Regions from separate parts of the Homo sapiens genome. Here region 2 is linked to region 1. Evidence: read pairs that join two places in POLR2A ChIA-PET (ENCODE). Cell type or tissue: PC-9. All regions are shown on one strand. Region 1 holds the start of LOC105370789 (a long non-coding RNA gene). Region 2 overlaps INO80 (INO80 complex ATPase subunit).

Region 1 (4,000 bases):
CGTGTGCTGAGGGGTGTGAAAGGGTGGACAAGCTTGTTAGAGGAGCATCTCGGTCAGGATAGCAACAGGAGAAAAGGCTGTGATCACACGTAGCATGAGGCAGAAGGGGTCGCAGGTGGCTGGAGTCTGTGGAGAGTAGGGCCCACGTTGTCCATGTGGAGGGGGCTTAGCCAGACCTACATTTTACGTTATGTGGAAAATGAATATACAGAGCACAGAACGGGATGATAGATAGGTTTAGACATCATAACGCTAGCCCAGGAAAAGAGTAGGGTGAGGATGGTAGAAGTAGGGCAGGTACCGCACATCCTCGGGACAGGTGAGATGACAAGTTTTTAAGGTTGAGGATGGAGCTCAGCCCCAGGTTCCTGGCTCAGCTGGGAGGCGACTATCAGGGCTGGAGTGGGCTTCTGGGCATGGGCACCCCAGGGCTGACGCTTCCTGGGAAGCGGATGGTCCAAGTGTGTCCCGAATTGGTGGGTTCTTGGTCTCACTAACTTCAAGAATGAAGCCCCGGACCCTCACGGTGAGTGTTACAGCTTTTCAGGTGGCCCGTCTGGAGTCTGTCCCTCCTGATGTTCAGATGTATTCGGAGTTTTTTCCTTCTGGTGGGTTTGTGGTCTCCCTGGCTCAGGAGTGAAGCTGCAGACCTTCGCGGTGAGTGTTATAGCTCTATAAGGTAGCACTTCGGGAGTTGTTTGTTCTTTCCAGTGGGCTCGTGGTCTCAGGAGTGAAGCTGCAGATCTTCCCTGTGAATGTTACAGCTTATAGAAGCAGCGTAGACCCAAAAAGCGAGCTACAGTAGCAAGAGTTATTACATACAGCGAAAGAACAAAGTTTCCACAATCCGGAAGGGGACCCGAGCGAGTTACTAATGCAAGCTCGGGCAGCCTGCTTTTATTCTCTTATCTGGCCCCACCCACATCTTGCTGATTGGTAGAGCCGAGTGGCCTGTTTTGTCAGGGCGCTGATTGGTGCGTTTACAATCCCTGAGCTAGATACAAAGGTTCTCCACCTCCCCATCAGATTACTTAGATACAGAGTTTCCACACACAGGTTCTCCAAGGCCCCACTAGAGCAGCTAGATACAGAGTGTCAATTGGTGCATTCACAAACCTTGAGCTAAACACAGTGTGCTGATTGGTGTGTTTACAAACCTTGAGCTAGATACAGAGTGTAGATTGGTGCACTCACAAACCTTGAGCTAAACACAGAGTGCTGATTGGTGTATTTACAATCCCTGAGCTAGACATAAAGACTCTCCACGTCCCCACGACTCAGGAGCCCAGCTGGCTTCACCTAGTGGATCCCGCACCGGGGCTGCAGGTGGAGCTGCCTGCCAGTCCCGGTGCCGTGCGCCCGCACTCCTCAGCCCTTGGATGGTCGATGGGACTGGGCGCCGTGGAGCAGGGGGCGGCGCTCGTCGGGGAGGCTCGGGCTGCACAGGAACCCACGGAGTGGGTGGGAGGCTGAGGCATGGCGGGCTGCAGGTCCCGAGCCCTGCCCCGCGGGAAGAGAGCTAAGGCTCGGTGAGAAATAGAGCACAGCGCTGGTGGGCTGGCACTGCTGGGGGACCCAGTACACCCTCCGCAGCTGCTGGCCCGGGTGCTAAGTCCCTCATTGCCCGGGGCCAGCAGGGCTGGCCGACTGCTCCGAGTGCGGGGCCTGCCAAGCCCACGCCCACCCGGAACTCCAGCTGGCCCGCAAGCGCCGCACGCAGCCCCGGTTCCCGCTCGCGCCTCTCCCTCCACACCTCCCTGCAAGCTGAGGGAGTGGGCTCCGGCCTTGGCCAGCCCAGAAAGGGGCTCCCACAGTGCAGTGGTGGGCTGAAGGGCTCCTCAAATGCTGCCAAAGTGGGAGCCCAGGCAGAGGAGGTGCCGAGAGCAAGCGAAGGCTCTGAGGACTGCCAGCACGCTGTCACCTCTCACAGGCAGAGGCCTAGCAAGGGGCAGGACCCAGGATGGAGCCAAAATGGGGACGGCAGTGCCAGGCCGAGGAACAGAGGCACAGGGGGTTAGAGCCAGGAGTGCGCAGCACAGAGTCCCAGGCGAAGGAGGAGAGGCAGGAAGGATCAGCTAGGGTGGTGGGGCGGGGCAGGGGCGCGGAAAATACCCCAGGAGTTCCCTGGGGTGATGGTGCCACCAGGAAGGGCTGAGGACCTGGCTGAGCCTTCAGGGCGTGTCCAGCTCTCCTCACGCCCAAGGAAATGCCTGAGGCAAGGGTGAGGCCAGGGCAGGCTGAGGAGGAAGGACAGGCCTGCAGGGGACTCTCCACAGGCAGCAAGAGGAAGGATAGAGGACGGTGGCCTTCCCTGGCTGCCAACCCGGGCTTTGTGACCTAAGCCGGGCCCCAGCCGCTGGGCTGGTGGTGAAGGGTAGAGGACAGGCTCCTGCAGGCTCTGGCCAAGCCCGTCTGACAGCCACCAGCTCCACTAATAAAGTGACCCTGCTGTGTCCCAATTCTCTACAGCTATCATGTAATTTAGTGTCCAAACTGAGACACTTTTGAGAGTCAAAGTCATAATTACTCCAGAACAACAGAGTAAACTAGGGCTGACCTGGCCATGCTGGGGTCCACGGTCGCCCTACCCTCAGGGAGCAGCAGGGCCCTCTGCTCACACTCCGGCCATCTGGGACACGCCCCGTGATCATTGCCTCCCCTCTCCTGGCCTCAGCCCTGGAGCATCCGATCCCTCTTCGGATCCAGGCCTGGGGAACGGGGGGTCTCCCCCATTTGTGGTCCTTCTTCCCACACCTTCTGCTTCTCCAACTGACATTTCCCTCTTCAAGGGCATGACAGCCCCCAGAGGAATGGGGTCCTTTCTGTAGCCCAGTGGGGGACAACCTGGAGAGAATCCCACCAGCCCTAGAAAGGTACACGAAGGCTACATCGTCCTGCACAGTCCCTGTCCCCTGCTGATGAGAGACCCCCACCCTCTTGGCAAAATCCTGGGATCCCCAGTCTCCTCCCTCCTGCTTGCCTCTATCTCCAGTGGGCTGCCAGGAGGCAGATCCACCACCGTCCCAGCTCCTGCCTTTCCTCCAGGCCTCGCCAACACCTGCCCGGAACATCTCAGCAGACTCCCACCACGTCTTGCGCCAGCAACCCATCTTTCTCTGGCTACAAGTACAAGCCTCCGGGCCTGAACAAGACACTAGTCTACCTTAAAGCAGACAAAACAAAGAAAAAGAACAAAACAAACAAGAGACCCTGCGGTGGGAAGGAAAACGTGAAAAAAACACAAGCATCACTACAGAAGTCAACTTCTCTAAAAAAGAATCTCTAATATTTCCTCCACCATCGGACCCCAGAGCAGCTTCCTGCCTCCTCCCCAGCGCCCCAGAGCGTCAGCCACTCGGCGTGGCCCTTTCTCCTTTGCCGGAATGCCCCTTCTACCCACTGGATTTCTACCGCTTCTCTAAGGCCCCCAGAGCCAGCCAGCCTTGCCCACCCCTGAGCTCCGGTTACCCTTCCCAGGCCAGGTGCGGGGGTGGTTGTGTTTGTCTGCTGCCGACAGCAGTGGGAGGCCAAGGGGCCTGGGCTGTTGTAGATTCAATAAAAAGCAATGAATCGGCCGATCCTTCCCACCGACTCCTGGCTCTCCAGGAGCATGCCCTAGAGGCACAGATAGGATGATTCTGCAGCCCCTGCTAACTCTGAAATTCCCTAATGCTGCGGCCTAAGGCTGGAAACCCAAACATCACCCTGCTCAAGTCTTTCCCAACTGAAAAGGAAAAGAAACAATCAGAAAACCTTTTTTTTTGTTTGTTTTTTAAGACAGAGTCTTGCTCTGTCGCCTAGGCGGAGTGCAGTGGCGCGATCTTGGCTCACTGCAACCTCCACCTCCTGGGTTCAAGTGATTCTCCTGCCTCAGCCTCCCAAGTAGTTGGTACTACGGGTGCCCACCACCACGCCTGGCTAATTTTTGTATTTTTTAGTAGAGACTGGGTTTCACCATGTTGTCCAGGCTGATCTTGAACTCCTGACCTCAAGTGATCTG
Region 2 (4,000 bases), 73 kb before region 1:
CTTTGGAACATGGTATGTATTAATCTGAGGGAATGTCTTCTAGCCTAAAATTAAAAGTACAGTTTTACTCTTAATATTTTAAATAGAATTTTGTGAAGAGCACTAACTTCTAGGGGTTTAGGGAAAGTGGGCAGGATAGGTAATCTGTTTGATCATTCATTGATCTTATTGCACTTAGTTATTTTTGCCCTGCATTTGATCTGAGAACTAGAGGTGACACGTTCCTTGGGTAGTAAGGAACACCAGAGAGAAGTGAATCTATAGAAACTTGCAATAGAGGTTGCTAATGAGCTCAACTATGGATTTTAGCCCCTGTAGTAGTAGTTATATAACATGTTATCTTAAAACCTAGAGACTAAAACAATAAACACTTGATATCTCACACTGTTTCTGTTGGCTGGGAACTTGGGAGCAGCTTAGCTATGTGGTTTTTTTGGGTTTTTTTTTTTTTTTTTTTTTTTTTTTTTCGAGAGAGAGTTGCACTCTGTTGCCCAGGCTGGAGTGCAGTGGTGCGATCTCGGCTCACTGCAACTTCCGCCTCCTGGGTTCCAGTGATTCTCCTGCCTCAGCCTCCTTGAGTAGCTGGGATTACAGGTGTGGGCCATCATGCCCAGCTAATTTTATGGGTTTTTTTGTTTTGTTTTGTTTTGTTTTTAAAGCAGAGATGGGGTTTCACCATGTTGACCAGACTGGTCTCAAACTCCTGGCCTCAAGTGATCTGCCCACCTTGGCCTCCCTGAGTGCTCCGATTACAGGTGTAAGCCAAGGCGCCAGACTTTTTTTTTTTTTTTTTTTTTTTTTTGAGACAGAGTCTCACTCTGTCCCCCAGATTGGAGTGCAGTGGTGTGATCTCGGCTCACTGCAACCTCCGCCTCCCAGTTTCACGCCATTCTCCTGCGTCAGCCTCCCGAGTAGCTGGGCCTACAGGTGCCCGCCACCACACCCAGCTAATTTTTTATATTTTTTAATAGAAACGGGGTTTCACCATGTTGGCCAGGATGGTCTTGATCTCCCGACCTCGTGATCCATCTGCCTCGGCCTCTCAAAGTGCTGGGATTACAGGCGTGAGCCACCGCGCCCGGTCTTTTTTTTTTTTTAGAGATGTAGTCTTGCTTTGTCACCCAGGCAAGAGCGTAGTGGTATAGTCATGGCTCACTACAACCTCCACCTTTGGGGCTCAAGCAGTCCTCCCACCTCAGCCTCTCAAGTAGCTGGGATTACAGGCAGGTGCCACTACACCCAGCTAATTTTTGGATTTTGGCCTCAAGGGATTCCCCTGCCTCAGCCTCCCAGAGTGTTAGGATCAGGTGTGAGCCATCACACCTGGCCAAGGAATTTGTGGCCATATAAAACTACCACAGCCCCTTATTTCCATGCTGATCCCATTATATCAGATATTTCATTATGAAATTTGTTTTGGATTTCCTGTTCTGAGATTCTGGCTTAGACTGTAGATGGTTCTGACTGTAGTACTAGTTCTTAACTAGTTTTTCAACTAGAAAGGATTTTGGACTCTATCCTTGTGCTCTGTTACCCGTGTTTCTTCACAGCAAATGTTAGCTGGGAAAGATAGTAACTATAGTATAATAACGAGGTTTCATTTTCAGCAGGGATTCTTTACTCATAAACTCTTAACTCCTTGTGAGCATTTTTTTTCTTTTCATTGCAAGCTCTGTATTTTCATTTAATTTGCCACATTAGTTCTGATTATGTAACTTTAATTATTTGGAAACATAATGCAGAAGAGAAGCAGTTCTCCAGTGAAGACAAATTATGTTTCAAGGTTTTAATGGAAGAGTATGCAAGTTGAACCCAGATTCCATGTTCCAGATCAGTCTTAAAAAGTTTGGGGTTATTCTTCGGCCAACAAACCTGAGAAGAGACATGGGGAAATGTAAAAGTTGGAAGGGGTCTCATCATTCTTTTTCTTACGAAATTCAAATAATATTTTAGACTAAAGCTCCTTTGGAGCTAACAAGTTAGTTTTGAGTTAATTTCCCCATATTCAGCTTTGTCATCTTAAGGCAGAAAATTTTTCATTCTGTTTCCTTCTACGCCTTCATTTGTTGTATAAAGAGAGTTATTGTTCCTGTAGCCTGTCTCCTAAATATAACTTCCTATCATCAGATCAAGGTAAAGACTTTGTTTTTCTTCCTCTGTGGAGACAGATCAGTGTTCACTTAGCTACATGTTGTCATATTGGTCTTGGTAAGCTGTGTGAGGTCACATACTACCTGAGCCATATTCAGCAGTCTAACCCAGTCCTCCCCTTCTTCTCTTACTCCCCAGGGAAAGGAATGAATCCAAACAGTGAGAAGCTCTCTTCTCCTTACCTCCCCCAACCCCATAATGTGCCTATAAAACCCTTGCACTCACCCACCCTATGGTGAAGATAAAATATGAATTTTTTGTTACAGAATCCAAAGAAGTACCATTCTTGTATTATTAGCTTCAGGATGATACACATAAACATCAAGAAGCTAAGAACTAGGCTAAGGACACAGATCGGTTGATACTTAGAGGTGTTTTGGATAAAGTTTTGGGTTTTTTTGTTTGTTTTTTGAGACAGAGTCTCGCTCTGTCACCAAGACTGGAGTGCAGTGGCACCATCTCAGCTCACTGCAAGCTCTGCCTCCCAGGTTCACGCCATTCTCCTGCCTCAGCCTCCCGAGAAGCTGGGACTACAGGCGCCTGCCACCACGCCCGGCTAATTTTTTTGTATTTTTTTTTTTAGTAGAGATAGGGTTTCTACTCTAGCGTTAGCCAGGATGGTCTTGATCTCCTGACCTCGTGATCCTCCCGCCTTGGCCTCCCAGAGTACTGGGATTACAGGCGTGAGCCACTGCGCCTGGCCTAAGTTTGGGGTTTTTAAAAAATCTCTTAATTGATGTGAATACTTTTCAGAGATTTCCTTCTCTTATGTTTGTAGAACAAAAACTAGCATGGCTCCCTGTATTCTACTTAATTTTCTTGTGTTCTACCCTGCATTGCTATTAAGAATTTCAGGAATGAGTAGATTTGGGTCAGAACTTTCGCACACCTTCCCTGCACACTGTGGTACCTCTGGCCAGAGTTATTTTCTTACACTGTTTTGCAGTGGATAAAGAGTGTGATTTTGTTTGTTTGTTTGTTTTGAGACAGGGTCTCACTCTGTCTCTCTACTCAAGGAGGCTGAGGTGGGAGGATCCCTTGAGTCCAGGAGTTTGAGATTACAGTGAGCTATGATCACACTACTGCACCCCAGCCTGGGTAACGAGATTGTGTCTCCAAAAAAAAAAAAAAAAAATTCTGATTCAGGCAGCAGAGATAGAAAAATAAAATTTTATTTTGCTTAGAAGAATAAAGACAAAAAAGAGAGCCTGTCGTAAATATGCCATTTAGTTATCTTTCTTGGGGCAGAACAGATTTGAGTCTATTCCAATTAAATGTCATGTTAAAAATTAAAAATGATGGTTGGCAGACACAGAGTACAGTACCAGTATTGATTCTGTCTCCTGTCTGTCTCATTGAAACTGTTGTCATGGTAATGGTCTACTTATGCATAGTACGTGCTGAAAGTTTTTTTTGTTTGTTTTTTTGTTGTTGTTGTTGAGACGGAGTCTCTGTCACCCAGGCTGGAGTGCAATGGTGTGGTCTTGGCTCACTGCAACCTCCGCCTCCCGGGTTCAAGTGATTCTCCTGCCTCAGCCTCCTGAGTAGCTGGGACTATAGGCGCATGCCACCACCCCTGGCTAATTTTTGTGTTTGTAGTAGAGACGGGGTTTCATTATGTTGGCCAGGCTGGTTTCGAACTCCTGACCTCGTGATCCGCCCTCCTCAGCCGCCCAGAGTGCTGGGATTACAGGCATGAGCTACCACGCCTGGCCTGAACATTTTATATACTCTACAGTTCTAGTGAGTCAAGTGACTCCTAAAAATCGGGGGCATTTCAGATTTTGCAATTTAAAATACACAAAGGTTCTAAACATAGAGTTGTTTTGAAGAGAGTGGCATATGTTGA

The links. Peaks named below come from ENCODE experiments on the same cell type or tissue, not always from the same donor. Only the 100,000 strongest peaks of a DNase experiment are listed, where the experiment ranks them.
Region 2: POLR2A ChIA-PET joins it to region 1 with 18 read pairs; 9 of 35 experiments call an interaction of 5 or more read pairs at or near these places.

The regions. Positions count from the first base shown.
Region 1 is chr15:40,959,362-40,963,361 of GRCh38, reverse strand. It overlaps LOC105370789 (a long non-coding RNA gene), which reads right to left and starts at 873. Exons shown (of 4, transcript XR_007064601.1): 1 at 1-873. In PC-9, no CTCF peak of the experiment used is centred here; a DNase peak (open chromatin) is centred at 2,211.
Region 2 is chr15:41,032,624-41,036,623 of GRCh38, reverse strand. The region is part of intron 24 of INO80 (INO80 complex ATPase subunit); the gene reads left to right. Among named protein-coding and RNA genes, the nearest start is that of INO80-AS1, 18 kb to the right of the region's middle. In PC-9, no CTCF peak of the experiment used is centred here; no DNase peak of the experiment used is centred here.